Linked DNA regions of Homo sapiens: region 2 is linked to region 1. The links are chromatin loops, found by intact Hi-C in ENCODE. Cell type or tissue: A673. All regions are shown on one strand. Each heading gives the region's core, and the rest is flanking DNA. Links, peaks and the distances in the headings are about the cores only. Region 1 has its middle 130 kb from the start of DKK2. Region 2 has its middle 330 kb from the start of PAPSS1.

Evidence for each region. A loop is a pair of places that touch in the nucleus more often than their neighbours do. Peaks named below come from ENCODE experiments on the same cell type or tissue, not always from the same donor. Only the 100,000 strongest peaks of a DNase experiment are listed, where the experiment ranks them.
Region 2: it touches region 1 in a loop (23-fold over the local background); 1 of 110 quality-filtered maps calls a loop at or near these places.

What each region holds. Positions count from the first base shown.
Region 1 is chr4:107,162,020-107,167,411 of GRCh38, forward strand. No RefSeq gene overlaps it. Among named protein-coding and RNA genes, the nearest start is that of DKK2, 130 kb to the left of the region's middle. In A673, for the core only: no CTCF peak of the experiment used is centred there; DNase peaks (open chromatin) are centred at 3,162, 4,352 and 5,072; H3K27ac peaks cover 4,035 bases.
Region 2 is chr4:107,388,503-107,393,894 of GRCh38, forward strand. No RefSeq gene overlaps it. Among named protein-coding and RNA genes, the nearest start is that of PAPSS1, 330 kb to the right of the region's middle. In A673, for the core only: no CTCF peak of the experiment used is centred there; DNase peaks (open chromatin) are centred at 2,919 and 4,669; H3K27ac peaks cover 4,863 bases.

The DNA of each region.
Region 1 (5,392 bases), core at 90-5,089:
AAAAGAATAATAAAAGAAAATTATGAGCAACTCTAGGCTTCTACATTTGATAACTTGGATAAAATAGATCAATCTTTGAAGGACAGAAACTACCAAAACTCACATAAGGAAAAACAGGTAATTTGAAGAAGCCTATATTACTAATGAGATTGAATTAATAAAAATCTTCACAAATAGAAAGTCTTAAGTTCAAATGCCTTAGTGGTGAAATCTACCAAATATTTAAGGAAGAAATAATGCTAAATCTTTACTGATTCTTTCAGGAATTAAAAGCAGAGGGTAACACTTCACAACCAATTCTATGAAGCCAGTACTATTCTAATACCAAATCCAGATAAATGCATTATAAGAAAAGAGATCTAAAGATTAATATCTCTTATGAACATAGTTCAAAAATTCTCAACAAAATATTAGAAAATTAAATCTTATATATATAAAAATAATTATACACTGGTATCAAGTGGGATTTATTCTAGGTGTGCAAGCCTTGCTTAACATTTATAAATTAATTAATTCAATCTCACATCAAAATGCTAAAGAAGAAAAATCATATGATTGCATTAATTGATGCAGACAAAATATTTAATGAAATCCAGGAGCCATATATACATAGAAATTCTCAGTAAACTAGAAGAAGAGAAATTTCTTCATTGATTAAAAAAAATCTAGAAAAAAAACTAACATCACACTTAAAGGTGAGAAAATGCATGCTTTCCCACTAAGATCAGGAACAAGGCCAAAATATCACTTCTCTCAATTCCTATTCATTACTCTACTAGAAGCCCTAGCTAGTGTAACAAAATAGGAAAAGGAAGTAAAACATGAGAGTATTGAAAATTAAGAAATAAAGTTATTCTTTGTTCTCAGATAAAATAGTGATCTATGCAGAAAAACTAAAAGGATTGACCAAAAGTTAAAAAAGAAAAATGAAAAAAACTGGAAATATTATTCGAATTATTCAAATTATATGACATTCTGAAAAAGACAAAACCGTACAGAGAGTGAAAAGCTCCCTGGTTTTCAAGGGTTTGGGGGAGTACAGGAGAGTTAAGTAGGTGACATACAAGAGAATTTTATGGTGGTCAGACTATACTGTCTGCTACATAATGGTAGATGCACAACATTACATTTCAGTCAAAAGCCATACAGCTTCACAGTACAAAGAGTAAGTCAATGTATGCAATTTTTTTTAAGAAGCCATTTAGGAAGTAAAGGGGTCTCATTAAGAAATGTATAGTGTGACAAGATAATTTAGCCATATTACAAATTTATAAAACAACTACACTGAAGTGGGTGGAAAGAGAGAAAGTACAAACATAACTAACTTTACATGAGTCAAGTATATAAGACTAAAGGTAAAGAAGAACTGGATATAAGCACTGTACTCTAATTGATAAGGTTGTTTCCCACAGGGGTATGGGTTAAAAATTCTGATTATTCCTATGCATGTATATGAGGGTATAACAATTAAGTAACTGGATGGTGCATGGTTGATATCGGGAGCCAGGTTTCTCACTGGGGGAGTGGGAAATAACAGATAAACATGGAGAGGAGGCTAGAATGATCCATGTGGCATTGGATTAGAATTGGAGACATCAAAATGAATACGTATTTAGCTTAACACAGATGCAGATGCTTACATAAAAAATACTTATGGATAGGTATATTTGCATGCACTTTCTCTGTCAGTGGAGAAAGCTTCCAAGTCATGAGACCTCAGTAGAAACAGGCACACTTAGTGCCAACACCTTGATTTTTATTACAATTCTTCTGTAAAAGAAACTAGAGCTTCTTTGGAAACATATGTAATTCTAAGATGGGGAGAGAAAATCATAATCTTATATATAGAGAAAACTAATGACTCCATGAAAAGAACTCATAGAACTAATGAACAAATTCAGTAAAGTTGCAGGATACAAAATCAACATACAAAAATCAATATTTCTATATGCTAACAGTGATCAATCTGAAAAAGAAATCAAGAAGACAATTGCATTTACAATAGTTACCTAAGTAAATAAATAATAAAACGCCTAGATATTTAACCAAAAAAGTAAAACATTTATACAAGAAACACTATAAATTACCAATGAAAGAAATTGAAGTGGATATGAAAAAATGAAAAGATATTCCATGTTCATGAATTAGAAGAATTAATATTGTTAAAATATCTATACTACTCAAAGCTATCTACAGATCCAATGGAATCCCTATCAGATATCAATGACATTCTTCACAGAAGTAGAAAAAACAATACTAAAATTTGTATGGAACCGCAAAAGACCCCAAATAGCTAAAGCAATTCTGAGCAAAAGGAACAACACTGGAGGCATCATACTATATGATTTCAAATTATACTATAAACCTACAGTAATCAAAACAGCATGATGCTGGCATAAAAGCAGATGTATAGACCAATGGAAAATAATAAAGAACCCAGACATAAATTCATGTACTTATAGCCAACTTATTTTTTAAAAAGGTGCCAAAAAGATAGATGGGGAAGGACAGTCTGTTTAATAAAAGGTCCTGGGAAATTTGATATCTATATGCAGAAGTATAAAACTAGATCACAATCTTTCACCATATACAAAAGTCAACCCAAAATGAACTAAAGGCTTAAATGTAAGACCTGAAACTATGAAAGTACCAAAAGAAAACAATGGAGAAATGCTACATGATAGTGCTCTGGACAAAGATTTTTTAAGTAAGACCTCAAAAACATAGGTAACAAAAGCAAAAATGGACAAATGGAATGAATGATATCAATCTAAAAAGCTTCTGTACAGCAACACAAACAATAAAGCAAAGAGACAATCTACAGAATGGGGTGAAATATCTGGAAACTATCCATCCAACAAGGAATTAATAATCAGAATATAATAGGGAACTCAAAAACTTATTAGCAAAAAAAAAAAATCCAATTTTTAAAAATGGCCAAAAGACCCAAATAGACATTTTTCTAAAGAAGACATACAAATATGGCCAACAGGTGTATGAAAAAATGCTCAACATCGCTAATTATCAGGAAATGCAAACCAAAACCACAAGACATCATTTCCTCCCAGTTAGAATGGCTATTATTTTAAAAATATTAAAATACTGGTGAGGATGTAGAAAAGGGAAAATGCTCACACACACAGTTGGTGGGCATGTAAAGTAGTACAGCCATTATGGAAAACAGCTTGAGTTTCCTGAAAAAAAAAAACTAAAAATGGAACTACCATATGATCTGGCAATCCCACTCCTGGGTATGTATCCAAAAGAAAGGAAATCACTATAACTGCACTCCCGTGTGTCTTGCAGTACTATTTACAATAGCCAAGACACAGAATTAACCTAAGTGTACATCAACAGATGAATGAATAAAGACAATATGGTGTATATAAGTAATGGAAAATTATTCAGCCAAAATAAGAAGGATATCTGTCATTTGTAGCAACATGGATGGAACAGGAGATCATTATGTTAGATGAAATAAGCCAAGAACAGAAAGACAAATATCACATATTCTCCCTCATATGTGGGAAGTAAAAATGCAGATAGCATAGAGGTAGAGCATAGAAGTTACCAGTGGCTGAGAAGGAAGGAGGGCAAGGGATAAAGAAACGTTTGTTAAGGGGTATACAGATACAGTTAGAAGAAATAAGTTTTACTATTCTTCTATATATATATAATTTCTATATATATATTCTATATATATAATTTCTATATATATATTCTATATATATATAATTTCTATATATATATTCTATATATATAATTTCTATATATATATTCTATATATATATAATTTCCCTATGTATAGTGGGGAAATTATAGTTAACAATAATTTATTGCAAATTTCAATGTTTGAGGTGATGGATATCCCAATTACTCTAATTTGATCATTACACATTATGTACAGGTATGCAAACATCACATGTACCCCCAAAATATGTACTATTATACATCAGTTTTTAAAAAGTAAAAAAGAGAAAATATATAAAGAAACCTAATACATGACACTTGATATTGGCAGTGGAAATGAATTAGAGGAAACTATTGATACTAAGTAATGGCACTGAGATATTTGGTTTTCCATATGAAAAATATATGATATATAAATAAAATATACATACTATTAAAAAAAGAAAACCTACAAGATAGTGCTGCAGCATCTTATAGTGCCAGAAAGTAAGGAGGTACTCCAATAAAAGAAGAGAAAATGAAGGAAGGAAGGAGGAAGGAAGGAAGGAAGGAAGGAAGGAAGGAAGGAAGGAAGGAAGGAAGGAAGGAGAAACAGTCATAAAACTTAATTAATTTTCATATTCTGCTTTGGATAATGAAAGAAGAGAGTCTCAGAAAATAACAAATGTCTTTCTTGCAAAATATCTCTTTTAGAGTTCAGAATTACAATAATATTATGCATCAGGAAAAAAATAGCCTTGCTCATAGATTTCTCAGTTACTTGTGTTGCATATTTCTAGAAACCAGACAGGTCAAGTTTGTTGTTACTCCTTTCTGTCCTGCTGAATCAGCACAGAAAAGCTAGTACTGGAAACAGAATACTGTACTGCTCTCATAGTTGGGATATGGAGATTTTGATGCTTACTCCTTCTCACCATTCCCTTGTCAATCTCATTAGAAGTAGGTCAATATCTCTATTTTTCTTACAGCCTAGTACACGAGTTAGATGCTAGACATATACATTTTTGGTTATTGGCTAGCTTCATTAATATGCTAATACAGTAATAGTTATAAAGCCTTAGCATGATTCTTCAACCACACAGAAATGTAAATTACATGACTGCAATAATCAGGTAGCTAGGTAAAGCAAGTCGACTTCAAATTGTATTGTCGAGTATTTTATACAAAGAAAACCAATATGCATTGTTTGAAGTTGAAAGACACAATGTTTAATACAATAAAACAAACATTTGTTATTAGGAATCTAAAAGCACAACTAAGAGATAGTTATAATGATTTGGATTTCATAATTTATGCAAGCTCAAAACTCTGCATCCCTGCACTGCACATAAAAGCATCTGCATGTCATGTGTAATTCCTTCCACTGGCTACACCACACCATCGCTGCTCATGTGATGTTGTCCTTTGGTTGAAAATAAAAGTACTTCTAGATAGATTAGAAATGTTCCTTAAACTAAAATGAACAGTGCTGAAGCCTAAGGCTAGAGTCTACTGATGCTACTCATTCACAAAGGAAATAGAATTTCAGGAGGCTCATTTCTGATTAGGTCATACTAAATATAAAGCAATCTCAATGTAAAATATAATAGGTTTACCCAAGCAAATAATTTTCTTTTCCAATGGCACAACTTATCAAAACTTTTATCATGTGCCTTCCTTATAAACTGACAGTTTAATACTCTTGAGGATTTATTACAGTAAT
Region 2 (5,392 bases), core at 90-5,089, 230 kb after region 1:
TTGCTAAGAATCCTTTGTTTGAGTGTTCAATCTCCTTAGGATTTTGAGCATTATTCCCAACACCAATGAAGAAAAGAGTTTTAAAAATAATGTTCGTAAAGGATTAATGACCTGGAAAATAGATAGTTGGGAAAGAAAATAAACATTGACAAGCACATGTCTGTAGTGAAAAAGCACACCCTGCTACTTTCACCCCACATACAAACTGTGGATGCCAGCTCAGACCCACCTGCTGGGATTCACACCCTTGTGTAGTTCTCCCCACACGTAGCAGGGTTTTTTTGTATGAACAACAGCATACAGCAAAAGTGATGGTCCTGTCACTTCTCAGATTAGGGTATAAGAAACTGCAGCTTTCATCTTAAGTGTGTGCTTGTGCTCTCTCTCTCACTCTCTCTCATTTCATTTGCATAGGGGAGCCAACTGCCATGTCATAAGGACACTCAGGCAGTCCAGGAAGAGACCCACAGGGTTAAAAAAAAATACCATTTCTGACCAACAGCCAGGGCTTGGAATCAGATCCTCCCCTATTTGAATCTTCAGGGTAGCATGACTGTAGCTCAGGCTAACAGCTTCCTCTGACGAGAGACTGAGCCAAATCCACGCAGATCCTTCACACCCAACTCCTGCCCCATAGAAAGTGAGATAATCTGTGTTTGCTGTTTTAAGCTCTTAGGTTTCAGAGTTATTTGCTATATAGCAATAGATAACTAATACACATTCAGACACATACATCTAGGATTAACTCAAATATTTATTGACCACCTATGTATTCAATGATTGTAGCAAGATTTTTTTACCTAAAATTGTCCATATCATCTTCCTCAAGAATGTTAATTGCTTTTCCCATATATTTGGTGTTTTGCATGCATCATCTGTTTTCTGATAAACCCGTTTAACTGGAATAAGAACTCAGAAATAGACTTAAAGAGCGTGTATATATTCTGAAGAGTTTTTACTAACATTATCTGAGAGAAAATTATAGGCCTTAAAAAAGCATGGTTTGTTACAAATAAGTGATAGTTATAAGCCTCAGTGGACATCACAACGAACAGTGATTTTTGTGTTTTCTTAAAACTCTGGATGAACCATTAGAAAAATTCATCAATTCTGTAGTCATTTTTTTACAAGTCTTACATTTTGCCAATAAATAGATAACTATTTATGAACTTTTACTTTTCCTTTTCTTTTTTGCTGTAAAGAGACTGGACCACGGATGGTATGTAGATGAAGAAGATGCAATAGTGAAAAGTGTCACATATAGTTGATTCTATGAAATACTGCCAAGGAATGGTTGCTATGTTTTCTCACAGCTTTTTACAAAAAACGTGCAAGATAGAATTTTCTACTGAGATTTGAATTTAATCCTTAAAGCCTTAAAAACTTTCAAATAGAACTAAAAATCAACTCATCTTGGCTTAACTAAAAGTTTGAGGAGCACATAATATAGATTCTATATCTAGTTGGTGACTTTTAATGAATTAAAATGTGAAGAGACCATAAAAGCAAACAAAATTTCTTTGCCATCATCCAACATCTTACAAAGTCATGAAAACAAAGTTCTTCTGAGACAGGGAAAGGGTAAGCAAATTATTTTTCAAGTGTCTAACTCATCATTCAAATGTTTGGCAGCACCTTTCACTTATTGCAAAATTTGACTGGACCATTAAGCAAAGAGATATTTGTCCAATGGGGACCATCTGTTGGAAAGAGGAGAAAGAAAAGCAAGAACAGAGACACCACTAGAGATAGTAGAACAGTCATGTCCTTTGAGAAGTTCTTTTTGACTTTCTCACAGGGTCTTGATGTTCTCTTGTTCTGGAAAGCCTCACTACCTGCCTGCTCCCCAACCAGCTGTAAGCAGCTCATTCTATCATGTTTACTGTTAAGACTAAGTAAATAAAGGTCAATTTTCCAGCCCTCATAACCCAGTGGGTCAGACTTTAAAACTGTATGAATTCTATTTCTACAGGCCTAATAAATTTAGAGAATCATAAGATCCCCTGCAAAATACCTAAAAAATTGACTCTACACTTCCAGGAGCCTTTGTTTCTAAATTCTGTGTATGCAGTACTTGAGGGCAGAAAAGTAGACTTATCTGCTTTGTAATGACAAATCTACCTGATCTTAATTTGGGATAATAGGCTGCTTACAATTGTCTTTCTTATTATAAGCTATGTATCATCTCTTATTTCTTTAGCTTGTTTTTGCTCTTACTTTTTTAAAGTTATAATTCCCATGACCTTGGTAATGAGGAATGGGAGGATGAGGGGTTACTGCAGTAGAGTTTAAAATGCTAAGCTTTAAGATGTTAGGCCATAATATCCTTTGTGACAATACCGTGGGATGGCTTGCTGCCTTCAGATCCACATTTAGAACACTATTGAAGTACATAGAATTAGACCACCTATTTAAGAATAAATTAGTTTCTTCTACTATAGAATATGTCTATCAAAGAGGTTTATCTGGCCGAAACACCACATAAATGAAGATTTGATGAATACCAAGACAGCAAATAATAGATCATCCATTATCATATGCAAATACTAAAAGAAATGAAACCTCAAAACACCCAACCTAGTGCTTACCTAACACATGTTTATACTAAGCTTGTCACCACTGAGAAATACCTAAAGATCAAATCTTCAGCTCCTGGCAGTACTCAGCATGGTACCTTGTACATAATAGGTGCTCAATAGGTATTTGTGGAAGACGGGAGAGGGAGGGAGGGAAGGAGGGAGGGAGGGAGGAAGGAAGAAATGGAAGGAAGGAAGGAAGGAAGGAAGGAAGGAAGGAAGGAAGGAAGAGTTGGCAGCAAGGCACAATGCAGCTAACAACCACATAATACAACTAAAAGACAACTGATTCTATTAAGCTATTCAGTCCACCAGGCTCTATAAGGATTTATCGCCCCTCCCTCCTCCACCCCCAGGGATCTATAGAGGTCAATACAATGTGAATTTACTTAACTCTAAGACACACTGTCCCAGAACTATTTCACTTTTCAAAGTAAGTAATTATTCATTCCCTTATGTGGTGGAAGAGAGGTAAAGATGGGGGAATAAAAAGACAGGGCAAGGCTCATTTATTGACAAAGAAATACAGAGTCTCCTGTATTCTCTCACCTCAAATGCCTCCCAACTTTAGGCCAATCCTACAGGCAAAGGAGGTGGGAGCAAATGAGTTAGCTTGGTCACTTTTGGTGATTGTCAAAAAAAAAAAAAAAAAAAAAACCCTAAATATTTTCCCCAAATGTTTTGCAATCAGTAATACCCAACCACAACGTGCCAAGCCTTTTTTCTCTTAGTTCTTCAAACCCATGTGTATTCCAAGGCAAATGTAATCCATGTGTCTCTGATTTGTTTTCACTTAAATCATTATAAAAAGTTAAGCTTTTTCAAAGAATGTTCAACATCTCTTTTGTGTGTTCCTCATGATCCTCCTTTAGGATTCTAGTTAAGAAGGTAGCGTTTCGAAGAGATATGCAGACAGAACCCTGAATAATTGATCAGAACTTGGGACTTACCAATCTGTGCATGGATTTTTGTCTCTATGCAGGAAAACATGAATTTGTTCAAACACTGAGAATCAAAGGACAAGTAGAGTTCTTATAGAAAATTCACTAAATTGACCTATTTATTTACAATACCTTTTAGAGCTCTATAATTAGGCCTGGCTAATTTGGACTCCTCTTCGGGTACCTCTTTTAGACTACTCCAGTAAGGTACTTGAAGTAGTGCATGTAAGAAAAAACTTTCTTGGGGATATCTAGGAAAATGTAAAAGATGAGCAAGCAACTCAGGCACTAGAAGCATTAAGTTCATGATTTCTTTAGACAATGTTCTTTAATATGGTACAAGATAAGCACTCATCACATATGATAGCTTGCCTTATCATAACAATATAGTGAACTAAAGACTCTAAAGCCACGAGAAGCTCACTGTGAAGCTAAATTCATTAGGTTTCAGGGTGTGGACTTTGTTCCTCTAAATTAGGACCATTCTAAGCTAATTAGGGAAAGATATAGCCTGCCTTCTGCCATTCTCATTTTCTACTGCAGGCTCCTCTCAGTGGTGGTGGTGTGCTATGGGAAAGGGATACCTTCACAGTGAGTCTACGTGTTTAAAATAAATACTTATAAAAAGTATTGGAAAAGTTTATATTTCTTGTTCCAAATAGAGAATAACAAAGTAATAAAGCAAAACCTTTTTGACCGCATCTGCAGTTTAAAAAACAAAACAAAGAAACAAAAATAAAAAAGCTTAAAAGCTATTGCCTTGAAATCACCCAGAAAGGAGGCCAGCTCCTTCAAAGTGAAAGTGAACAAAGTGAACCTGACATTTGAGGAATAAGCACAGAACAAACAAACCAACAAAAAAGTAGGAGAAATGTGCTTCATCAGTGCTTATTTGCTCTAGTTTGTCATTTTATGCTCTCAACAATCCAGTACATTTATTCCATGGATCTAATCTCAAGTTGTGGCAGTCCCACTTTTATAAGGTAGCAACCTGACCTTTCTTTCCCTCCCTAGTCTGTGAGGATGTGGCACGTGAGCTCAGAAAGCCACAGTACAACCCAAGCAATGGCTACCCAGGAAGAGACACAGTGGGAGGATCTGCTGCACAGATCAGCAACCATCTGGATCGAGTCACTGGATGCTGGCATCTGATGCAAGGAGGAAGCTGCAGAGACATCTGGGACACCCTGTCATAAACCTAGTTTCTGACCCAGACTTGCAACACTGGACTCATTTCACTGGGGAAAAGGAAGGTCTTGATTTATTTTCAATTATGTTTATCCCTATCAGGAAAAGCCTCAGATACCCTTTTGCTTCTTTGGAGAAGCCCACAATTATGAGCCATAAAAGGCAAGTTATTTGTAATAAAACAAGACAGCACCACATATACCAGGGTTATTTGCCATTGCTGGATGTGGTTCAGATAAGGTCTAGCCAAATGTCCGGCTTAGTCTAGATACAGCCTGAAAGAAAACATTATTTTATTTGAACTTGACTATCATTTTGCCCTTGAAATTAAAGAAACTCAAATTCTATGGTCAGGAAATTGATTTTAACAAGACAAAATCTGTGTCCTTTAAAAAAAATGGAAAAGAACTCACAAAAGCCTATTCATGATTACTTGCACTAGCATCCTTTTTTTTTCTTAATGAAATTGATGCCTCTTCTAGTAAGCCTTGGTTCCAAGGATGTTCTTCAACTTTCCTTTTCTTCTCAGAGCTCTTTGTTCTTACAGCATGCCCATTGCCATTACTTCTCCCCATTCTATAGCGATTCATGCTGATTAACAGCAAATATATCAACAGATTCAGACTTGAACATCTTGTATCCACTCCTTAAGAAATTCATTTGTTCTCTTAGTTTTTTGGTATTATA